3 separate regions of the Homo sapiens genome follow, and regions 1 and 3 are each linked to region 2. A link is a contact called in ENCODE Hi-C or POLR2A ChIA-PET data. All regions are on one chromosome and are shown on one strand. Each heading gives the region's core, a stretch centred on a gene start or an enhancer-like site at or near the end of the contact. The rest is flanking DNA. Distances are from core to core; before and after follow the strand shown.

Region 1 (3,682 bases), core at 542-3,041, 33 kb after region 2:
CTGACTTCAAGTTATTCTTGTGCCTCAGCCACCGAATAGCTGGGATTGCAGGCATGCACCACCACACCCAGGTAATTTTTTTGTATTTTTAGTAAAGACGGGGTTTAGCTCTATTGCCCAGGCTGGTCTTGAACTCTTGAGCTCAGAGTCATCAACTCACCTTGGCCTCCCAAAGTGCTGGGATTACAAGCGTGAACGACCGTGCCCGGCCTGATTACTCAATTCAAAATTACATCCCTACACACAACACACAGACCCCTTATCCCTTTTACTAGTTTATCATTTACCTCCGCAACACTTATATTTTCCTTGTTTATTGCCTGTCTCGCTTCACTGCAAAATTTGCTCCATGAGGGCAGGGATGGTCGGTTTTGTTTGCTGCTGTATCCCCAGTGCCTAGAACAGTATGTAGCATATAGTAGGTACTTGACAATTATTTGTTACTGGGCTGGGTGCAGATTACTCTCCTGTAATCCTAGCACTTTGGGAGATGGAAGCAGGAGGATCACTTGAGGTCAGAAGTTCAAGACGACCCTGGGCAACATGGTGAGACCCCCATCTCTACGAAAAAAATGTTTAAAAATAGCCAGACATGGGGTCCCACACCTGTAGTCCCAGATATTTGGGAAGCTGAGGTGGGATAATCACTTGAACCTGGAAGACTGAGGCTGCAGTGAGCCGTCATCATGCCACTGCACTCTAGCCTGGGTGACAGTATGAGACTCTATCTCAAAAAAATTATTTTTTTGACTAAATTCTGGTCACAAGGAAGTTGAATAACACAACTGAACTAGTTTACTTAGCTACCTGCCCAAAGGAAAGACAGTAAGAACTTGAGTAGGTTGGTGTGACACCACACTCTGGGGGCTGCTATGTGAAATCAGAGAGGGGTGTGTGCACGCACACACATGTTTAATGAAAGCAGGAAGAGAACCCAGACAGAAAAGGAAATATAATCATTCACCTAAGCTGAGAAGAGTTTATGGGCATCTATGAGCCATACAATTGCCATTAAGTGTGATAAAGGGCTTCCAGACCTGGCGTGGTGGCTCACACCTGTAATCCCAGCACTTTGGGAGGCCAAGGCAGGTGGATTACTTGAGGTCAGCAGTTTGTGACCAGCCTGGCCAACATGGTGAAACACTGTTTCTACTAAAACTACAAAAATTAGTCAGGCTTGGTGGCACCAGCTACTCGGGAGGCTGAGGCAAGAGAATTGCTTGAACCCGGGAGGCAGAGGATGCAGTGAGCCGAGATCGCGTCATTGCACTCCAGCCTGGGTGACAAAGCGAGACTCTACCTCAAAAAAAAAAAAAAAAAAAAAAAGCGGGGGGGAGCTTCCAGCTGTCAGGAAAGTTCAGGGCTATATCCCCGAATGGAGGAACACTTGTTGATTTCAGTGAACCTGGAATCAATATAAGAATTAGAATAAACACAGATATTGAGGAAGATAAAGTAGGCAAGATTAAATATTTACCTTGTGCTCACAATAAATGCATTAGTAGAGCACAGAAGTTGGGGAGACACTAGGTATTTTGCTGTGTACACATGGATTACAGACTGCAAGCAATTATTGTCTCTCTTCTGTTAACTCCACTGGACTCTTTATCCCTGGTGTCAGGGTTGCTATCAGTTTCACAACTGTGTTTGCCTAGCTCATGGCAGGACATGCAGTTGAATTTGCTCTGACCACAAATATGAAGTTCCTGAGAAAGGAACAATGGGAGTCCAGTGAACTCACATTGAAGTTCCTGAGAAATGAACAATGGGAGGGCATATGGGAGTCTTTAATGAGTAGGTGTCTTCCTGGGATGGTGTAATTGGTCACTGCTGCACAGGCCCCGCACCCATGTGCATCATGAGGAAAAGCATATCAAACACTCCTAAACAACCCAATAGGAAGCTACCCTTCCTTCAACACACGCGCACACGGCACCTATGGTCACAGCCAGGTCACTGTGGGAATAGTTTTTGTATTGCTCGGGGTCTGCTTTGGAAAAAGCTATGTCTGGCCAGGTGTGGTGGCTCATGCCTTTAACCCCAGCACTTTGGGAGGCCGAGGAGGGTGGATCACTTGAGGTCAGGAGTTCAAGACCAGCCTGGCTAACATGGTGAAACCCCGCCTCCACTAAAAATACAAAAATTAGCCGGGCTTGGTGGCGGGTGCCTGTAATCCCAGCTACTTGGGAGGCTGGGGCAGAAGAATCACTTGAACCTGGGAGGTGGAGGTTGCAGTGAGCTGAGATCATGCCATTGCACTCTGCACTCCAGCCTGGGCGACAGAGTGAGACTCCGTCTCAGAAAAAAAGAAAAAAGAAAAAACTGTCATGCACACCCCCTTTCTCACCATTAGGCCCACCTTCCTCTTTGGCCTCTTCCATCTCCTCTCCTCCCTCTCAGACCCCCGTCATATTCCTCTCTCACTTCTAATTCTCTCTCAATTTCCAGTAATGATCAAAGCATGTGACACCTTTGAGTTGGAAAACATTAATTAAAAGAGAGACAAGAGAGAGAGAGACGAGAGGGAGGGGGGATGGGACAGAGGGAGGGCAAGAGAGGGAACGGGGAAGAAGAAAGGAAACTATTTCCTCTGGGTGTCTTCCATTTCTGGAGTCTGAGCAAGTTAGTATTCATTCAGTTAATTAATTTACTTGAATCCAAGCTTATCTAAAAAGAAGATTTAACTAAAATATACATAAAATATACTAAGGCGCCTTTCGGCGGGAACCGCCATCTTCCAGTAATTCGCCAAAATGACCAACACAAAGGGAAAGAGGAGAGGCATCCGATATATGTTCTCTAGTCCTTTTAGAAAACATGGAGTCGTTCCTTTGGCCACATATATGTGAATCTATAAGAAAGGTGATATTGTAGACATCAAGGGAATGGGTACTGTTCAAAAAGGAACGCCCCACAAGTGTTACCACGGCTAAACTGGAAGAGTCTGCCGTGTCCCCCAGCATGCTGTTGGCATTGTTGTAAACAAACAGTTAAGGGCAAGATTCTTGCCAAGAGAATTAATGTGTGTATTGAGCACATTGAGCACTCTAAGAGCCAAGATAGCTTCCTGAAACATGTGAAGAAAAATGATCAGAAAAACAAAGAAGCCAAAGAGAAAGCTACCTGGGTTCAACTGAAGCACCAGCCTGCTCCACCCAGAGAAGCACACTTTGTGAGAACCAATGGGAAGGAGCCTGAGCTGCTGGAACCTCTTCCCTATGAATTCATGGCATAAGAGGTGTTAAAAATAATAATAAATAAAGGACCTCTGGGCTGTAAAAAATAAATAAACAAATAAATAATAAAATAAAACATACTAAGGCAACAAAAGCCAGAGGAAAGATGAAACAAAGGAACAAAAGTGTTAAAGCAAACTAAATATGGCCCAAGGACACCGTACTTCTGTATTTGAGTCCTTGTGAATGAACTGTAACCTAGCTTAACAGACAAAATTGAAAACCTAACTTAGGAGTCTGAGCCTGTAACAATAGCTATGTCTTGGCCAATCCAAGTATGACAAGAAGTGGCCATACTTCAACCATTCATACACTGCTGAGGGTTCAAACTGTGTTCGAATAAAGCATACGCCGAACTGTAATCAATCCAGCCATTCTGTACCTCACTTCCAATTTCTGTATGCCATTTCTCTTTGTCAATAAATCTTCCACCACGTGGAAGCCCT
Region 2 (3,596 bases), core at 675-3,174:
AGCAAAGTCAAAGGTGCATTCTCCCTGATCAGTGGTTCTCAACCAGGGGTGATTTCGCCTCCCTAGGGCACATTTGACATTGTCTGGAGACATTTTTGGTCACAGGAGGTGGTGTCTGCTGGCATCTTGTGCGTGGAGGCCATAGATGATGCTGCACATCCTACAATGAACAGGATAGCTCTTTACAACTAAGAATTATCCAGCTCAAAATGTCACTGGTGTGAAGACTGAGAAGCTTTGCCCTAGATAATTAAAACATCCTTAGGGCCGGGCACAGTGGCTCACGCCTGTAATCCCAATACTTTGGGAGGCCGAGGTGGGTGGATCACTTGAGGTCAGGAGTTCAAGACCAGCCTGCCAACATGGTGAAACCCCATCTCTAATAGAAATACAAAAATTAGCCTGATGTGGTGGCAGGTGCCTGTAATCTCAGCTACTCCGGAGGCTGAGGCAGGAGAATAGCTTGAACCTGGGAGGCAAATGTTGCAGTGAGCCGAGACTGTACCGCTGCACTCCAGCCTCGGTGACAGAGCAAGACACCACCTCAAAAAAAAAAAAAAAAAAAAAAAATGGCCAGGTGCCTGTAATCCCAGCACTTTGGGAGGCTGAGGTGGGTGGATCACGAGGTCAGGAGTTGGAGACCAGCCTGACCCACATGGTGAAACCCCATCTCTACCAAAAATAAGATTAGCCAGGTGTGGTGGTGCACGCCTGTAAACCCAGCCAACTTAGGAGGCTGAAGCAGGAAAATCACTTGAACCGGGTGGTGGAGCTTGCAGTGAGCTGAGATCACACCATTGCACTCCAGCCTGAGTGACATAGAGAGACTGTGTCTCAAAAAAATAAATAAATAAAAATCCTTGGATGCCCTTATCTGATACTGCAAGACTATGCTATGCTGCCCAACTTTCTCATTTCCAGCTTTTAAATAATTTTTCTTAATGGTAATGTTCAACCATCTATTTTCCAAGGAAAGTAAACTTCTCCCTTTCACAAATATTTCACTTGAGTTTTTATTTGTTTTTGTTTGTTTGAGGGTTTTTTGTTGGTTTGTTTTTTGAGACAGGATCTCACTCTGTTGCCCAGGCTGGATGGAGAGCAGTGGCGGGATCTCAGCTCACTGCAATCTCCACCTCCCAGGCTCAAGAGAGTCTCCCCAGAGCAAGACTCCGTCTCAAAAAAAAAAAAAAAAAAAAAAAAAAAACAGAGTCTCCCACCTTCCCACCTCAGCCTCCCGAGTAGCTGAGACTACAGGCATGTGCCACCATGCCCAGCTAATTTTTTTGCCTGGCTGTTTTTTGTATTTTTTGGTAGAGATGAGGTTTCACCATGTTCACCAGGCTGGTCTCAAATTCCTGACTTCAAGTGATCTGCCTGCTTTGGCCTCTCAAAGTGCCAAGATTACAGGCATGAGCCACCACCCCCTCAGCACTCACCTGAGTATTTTTTAAAAGGTTTTCTACCTAATCCGAAGGACATTAGAAAAAAATCAATTAAGCAAGACAACCACCCCCACTTCCTGGGAAATTTATCTTATTGCAATCTTACTGCAGTAGTCATTCAAAGGCTGCGATTTTTCCAGGAAGCATGATAGTGCCCACAGATTTCTTAAAAACAAGAATAGTCAAAGAAAACAAACAAAAATTTTAAAAGTAGTTCAGATATAATTGGGGAAAGCTGGCAGTAGGGGCAGAGGTACAGGTTACAGGGAGAACAGCAGGGAGAAGACAGGTGCCAATGACAGCCCTAGCTGATGCAATCTGAACCCATCATCTTCCCTCAAGTGCTGAGCATAAATCCCAGAAATGAACCAGGAAGCAATAAATATTTATTGCTATGAAATTAAAAGCTCTCTTGTGTAGTAGAAAGATACCAAGGGCTGGGTATTTAACCTTGTTAATCACATTTCAGAGGAAGTCATAAAAATGTTCCAAAGCGAGTTTGAATATTGACTTGTACCTGTGCAAAACAAACAAACAAGTCTCAACCACAAGTGTCCTGATCATTCTGGTGAGTCATCATTTTCCTCCTACCTATACCAGGCAGGATGATGACAAAGATTTGGAGATGGATGGTGGGAATGGTAACTGCTGGGGCACAGAAATTTGACATTTTGACACGTTGAACTAAAGAAGCAGCCTCAAGGTTTCTCTGAACCCATCTCTCAATCCTCTGTCTCTCCCAAAGTATGTGCACTCTCTCTCTATATATACATACATATATATACACACACATATATATACACACAGACGTATATATATACTATATATTATATAATTTAGTATATATACCATATATTTATATAATTTGTGTGTACACTAAATATATACTATATATAAATATACACTATATATTATATATATACTATATACTACATATATATAAAAAACCAATAAGCATATTTGATAGATAGATAGATAGATAGATAGCTTGAATACCCTGTGCTTTTTTTAAAAGGCCTCTGTATTTCTCTCTTGGATGTGCTTCTCCCACAGGGAACCTCCCAGTAGACTGAATCCCTTTTTCTTGAGCCCCTGCTAACTATATATTCTACTTCCCCTATCTACTATCTAAAAATAAAGTTTTAAAATAAAAAAAGATGTTTGTGCAGTATGGATAAGTAAAAGAATTTTGTTCACCTTCTCAGTACACAGAGAAAGAGTAAATTTATCAAGATTGCTTCCTGTGCTTCATATTTTTTTTCTTTCTTTCTGAGATGGGGTCTTCCTCTGTCTCCCGAGCTGGAGTGCAGTGGCGGGATCACAGCTTACTGCAGCCTTCAACTCCTGGGTTCAAGCAGTCCTCCCACCTTGGCCTCCCAAGTATCTAGAACTAAGGTTGTGTACCACCACACCTGGCTTTTTTTTTCTTATTTTTTTTGTAGAGACAGAGTCTTGCTATGTTGTCCAGTCTGGTCTGAAACTCCTGGGCTCAAATGATGCCCCTGGCTCGGCCTCCCAAAGTGCTGCGGTTACAGGCATGAGTTACTGCACCCGGCCTGTTTTCTTTATTGGGTCTTTGATTACTTAGGGCAGCTAAATATTAGAAGAGTTAAGGTTTTTCTACAACTGCCTAGCTTCCTATATTTGCTATTAAATTCTTTTAATCACTGTAGTTAAATGAATATTATTTCATAATGATCTGTGATCCTATTTTTGATCCAGTGTTTTAAACCTTTATTTCTGACAAACTTCCCAGAATCGAAATTGTCTTGACTTCAAGCTAACTTTTTAAACATTCCAGAAGAACCCCTAAAAGCACAAAAGGACATTAAACCAATAGGCATATTTGATATGTTAAAATTATATAGGAAACACTGTCAAATAAAAGACGGTGTTTAACTTTTTTTGAGTTATATTTGTATGGAAATGTTATTAACATATGTCTTCTAAAACTGAGATGCCTAGAAATCTTTTATTTCTTGGTATATGTTATAGGTCATACTTCTGATTATGTTAAATTGTTATAGGCCACAAAAATAACCAAATATCCTTGTCAATTATGTTATAACGAGCTCTCATCAGATCTTTAAACATGGTCATTTTAAATCGGCATGTCCACAATTACTTTATTCTGATGCTTTTATTCCTGAAAGC
Region 3 (3,770 bases), core at 413-2,912, 54 kb after region 2:
GAAGCCAAGGCAGGCAGATCACCTGAGGTCAGGAGTTCGAGACCAGCCTGACCAACATGGTGAAACCCCCATCTCTACTAAAAATACAAAACTAGCCAGGCATGGTGGCGCATGCCTGTAATCCGAGCTACTAGGGAGGCTGAGGCAGGAGAATCGCTTGAATCCAGGAGGTAGAGGTTGCAGTGAACCAAGATCATGCCATTCACTTCAGCCTGGGCAACAAGAATGAAATTCTGTCTCAAAAAAAAAAGACAGAAAAGAAAGAAAGAAAGAGAGAACATCCTCAAATAGAAACAATACCACCTACCTCTATGTTTTAATACATTTTCAGTAATAATATTTATTCAACAATACATATTAATTTCCTATTAACTATTGGTTTCTTTCTAGATATTAGAATACAGTTTATATTCTGAGAGGGATTAAGGGCCCAGAGTCGGGGAACTCACATTGTAAAGAGGGAAACTGCTTACCACAACCAAGCATTTTCAATGAGGAAAATCTGAAAATAATGAGGAGGCTTGATCCAAAGGGCCAAGCTACCTAAAATTACAATGGGCAGTGGGGATCTACTAGAAAAAGGTGTCACAGAGACACCTTAGAAACATGGCAGGAGGGATGATGAAAGAGAGGAGGGATTTTCAGGTTGAAATGAAAGACTTTTTTTTGTTTGTTTTTTTGTTTTGAGACAGAGTCTTGCTCTGTCGCCCAGGCTGGAGTGCAGTGGCCCAATCTCAGCTCACTGCAACCTCTGCCTCCTGGATTCAAGTGATTCTTCTGCCTTAGCCTTCTGAGTAGCTGGGATTACAGGTGCACATCACCGTGTCCAGCTAATTTTTGTATTTTTAGTAGAGATGGGGCTTCACCATGTTGGCCAGGCCTATCTTGAATTCCTGACCTCAAGTGATCCGCCCGCATCTGCCTCCTAAAGTTCTGGGATTACAGATGTGAGCCATTGGGCCCGACCTGAAATGAATGACTTTACACACGAATGCAATAATGTTAACTCCCATTCCCTTCTTACTGTCTGTCTTTCTTCTTTGCAGCTCTAAAGGTCAATGAAATGCAGACCTAAGAGAGTATGCAAAGAAAGCAAAGGTTTGACACAGGACTTCCTTCCCAGAAATTTTAGGACTAGAGTAAGGCTGTGCTAGGAAACTCACCAGACCTGGAGCCAAAGGAGCTGGGTATTCAGCCTTGCTTCACTGGCTATGTGACCTTGACCAAACTTTCTTGATATTTCATTTTTCTATTTGTAAAATGGAAGCTGTAATTTCTCTTTTTTCTTTAATTTCTTTTTGTTTCCCTAAGGTCTAAGATGGCTGCTAAGAAATAGTAATTTCCTACCCAGTGGGTAGGAAAGTGTCTGACACATAAATATTAAGCAAAATATTTACGCTTATTCACATATTCAATTAAAATTCATAACTTCAGTTTCTTCATCGGAGGATGAGAATAGTAATGGTAACACAGGGTTATTATAAGGGAGGTAAAGTGGTTTATCAATTACAAAGTCCCGTACATGTATCAGGTCATCATTATTTAAGACATGGGAGGTTGGCAGGGGTCGGTGCGGGGCAGCAGGTTCTCAAAAATTTAGCTTAATGCGCCACCTAGGGATAGACTACAGTTCTGCATTAGTTTTAGAAAAAGCTGAAATGAGGTGAAACTGAAATGATTTCTGCTTCCTGAATTTTATGAAGTCAGGCATATCTAGACCCTCTAGCTTTCAAAACACCTGTTTAAAAGAGGTCTGTAACAAAATTTATCTTTCACGTTGCCCAGAAACGACATGTGGAAGAAAAAATGTGCATGAGAGCACTTTGCGTGGAGACATTCTCAATAAATGATTAATTCAGTGGTCCCCCATATTTTTACCTTTCTTTTGTTTCTTTTTCTTTCTCAGAGATTTTTTTCTTTCTTTCTTTTTTTAGAGACAGGGTCTCACTATGTTTCCCAGGCTGGTCTCCTCCCTCAAGCAATCCTCCTCCCACCTCACCCTCCCAAAGTGCTGGGATTACAGGCGTGAGCCACTACACCCTGTCCCCCTGCCTTTTTTTTAGTGTTTTACCCCCAAACATAGACGTTTTACAAAGATCAGTTAATAACAGCGCATTAATCGATTTATCAATTTATTCTATTTCTCCTTTTTTTTGAAATAGGGTCTCACTCTGTCACCCAGGCTGGAGTGCAGTGGCACGATCCTGGCTCACGGCAACCTCCACCTCCCAGGTTCAAACAATTTTCCTGCCTCAGCCTGCCAAGTAGCTGGGATTACCAGCGCCCTCTGCCACACCCAGCTAATTTTTGTATTTTTAGTAGAGACGGGGTTTCACCATGTTGGCCAGGGTGGTCGTGAACTCCTGAACTCAACTGATCTGCCCTTCCAAAGTGCTGGGATTACAGGCATAAGCCACCACACCCGGCCTCTATTTCTCATTAATCAGAGACTTTAACCCATCTGGAACTATCGTTAAGTGATCTAATGGGTGTGGGACGCACTATAAAGAGCTGTCATAATATGAGACAACATAAGGACACCTGAGACCTTAGTTAACCTGCAAGTGCTTTCACGATTAGCACCTGACTTCTCATAGATATTTTTTTAAATATTGGGGAAAATGTAATCCTGCCTTCAAGTAGATCACAGTTTAGGGAGAAGACACCCATGTGTAGTTAATGGAAACAATAGTTTTGAAATTTACTAATTTGCTGGTGTCCCTTGCATTTCCTTGTCCTCCCCCTGACTTGCCCCGTCTTCTGCAGAGGCATCCATTTGCCCAAGAGGGAACTAGGACTGTTACAACAGGAACTCAAAGAGGACGCAGTCCATATTCAGTTTTGAAATTCAGAATAGATACCTGGAAAGCACAGAAAGACGATAGTCTTAAAAGCCAGGCTTTGTCATGAAAGAATTTTCTAAGTTCCTTTGGCTCCTAGAACTGTGTCAGAGTCACTAACTCTAAGCCTAAGTCAGATGACAAACTCACTTCCATGATGCAGAAGGAATACTCCTGCTACCATTAAGGGACTTAAGGCTCCCTCATCCCCCTAGAAAGGAAGAAATGACAGCGAGAAGGCCACCCTAGAGAGGAAGCAGAAATAGAAAGCCGGTTCTCTTTTTCACACAAGTGGAGTGTGGGGAGGAGAAAGGAACGTTGACAAACGTGTTCTCCCTTTTCTTCCTCTTGAGGTGAAACTCTGCAGTGGACAAACTGGTAAAAATGCCCAGGTAGGCTGGAGGTAGCTGAGAACCTTGTAGGAGGAAGAGGGAAGGTGAAGACTTACTAAAGACACCCGGCATTTGGTCCCGCCCAACATGGTTTGGGCAGCAGCACAGCAGCTGCTAGACAGGTAAACTCTAGGCCAGAGGGTTCCTGGGTGAGGCCAGAGGAAGTGATGGACCAGCAGGTGCCTGTGGCAAGGACAAGGGTCTGCTCTGTCCAGGACTTGTTCGCGGACACAGGGATGAGCACCTAGCACAATGTCGGGTACTCAAAAAGCCTTAGCTAGCCCTAGAGGGTATTGGTTTATTAGAACACGAGAGCCACACAGCACCAAAGGAAAAGCAGATAGGTGCTATGGAGAAACAGTGTGATAGCTACAGAAGCAAATTACTCTCCTTAAGCATTACGTCAGTTAGGGTCCATTCAAGAAAACAGAATCCTCCCTAGGTATTCCAAACACAGATAATTTAATAAAGGGAATTGGTCACCCACATTATGGAAACTGAGAAGCCAACCAGGAGATAATGAGTCATCCAGAGATTA

Evidence for each region. A loop is a pair of places that touch in the nucleus more often than their neighbours do. ChIA-PET counts read pairs that join two places held with the same protein, here RNA polymerase II (POLR2A). Pooled maps may share reads with other maps.
Region 1: a loop to region 2 is called in a pooled map, with 4 times the contacts of the local background. The contact joins two enhancer-like sites. A Hi-C loop is called at or near these places in 5 of 168 maps with a recorded cell type or tissue (Calu3, HepG2, PC-3 and 2 more), 2 of 37 single-sample maps with no recorded cell type and 4 of 50 pooled maps. POLR2A ChIA-PET finds 5 or more read pairs at or near these places in 9 of 52 experiments (A549, A673, GM12878 and 6 more).
Region 3: a loop to region 2 is called in a pooled map, with 2.3 times the contacts of the local background. The contact joins two enhancer-like sites. A Hi-C loop is called at or near these places in 2 of 168 maps with a recorded cell type or tissue (PC-9 and breast epithelium), 2 of 37 single-sample maps with no recorded cell type and 3 of 50 pooled maps. POLR2A ChIA-PET finds 5 or more read pairs at or near these places in 7 of 52 experiments (A673, CD4-positive, alpha-beta T cell, GM12878 and 4 more).

What each region holds. Positions count from the first base shown.
Region 1 is chr15:59,552,165-59,555,846 of GRCh38, reverse strand. It overlaps the pseudogene RPL21P117. Among named protein-coding and RNA genes, the nearest start is that of GCNT3, 58 kb to the left of the region's middle. Within about 2 kb of position 1,791, at least 6 of the 41 ENCODE cell types and tissues checked have a DNase peak (open chromatin) inside an H3K27ac peak, as active enhancers do; they include PC-9 and breast epithelium, where a contact is called at or near this core.
Region 2 is chr15:59,585,564-59,589,159 of GRCh38, reverse strand. No RefSeq gene overlaps it. Among named protein-coding and RNA genes, the nearest start is that of GCNT3, 24 kb to the left of the region's middle. Within about 2 kb of position 1,924, at least 3 of the 41 ENCODE cell types and tissues checked have a DNase peak (open chromatin) inside an H3K27ac peak, as active enhancers do; they include PC-9 and breast epithelium, where a contact is called at or near this core.
Region 3 is chr15:59,530,808-59,534,577 of GRCh38, reverse strand. No RefSeq gene overlaps it. Among named protein-coding and RNA genes, the nearest start is that of GCNT3, 79 kb to the left of the region's middle. RefSeq lists an enhancer at 1-91. Within about 2 kb of position 1,662, at least 3 of the 41 ENCODE cell types and tissues checked have a DNase peak (open chromatin) inside an H3K27ac peak, as active enhancers do.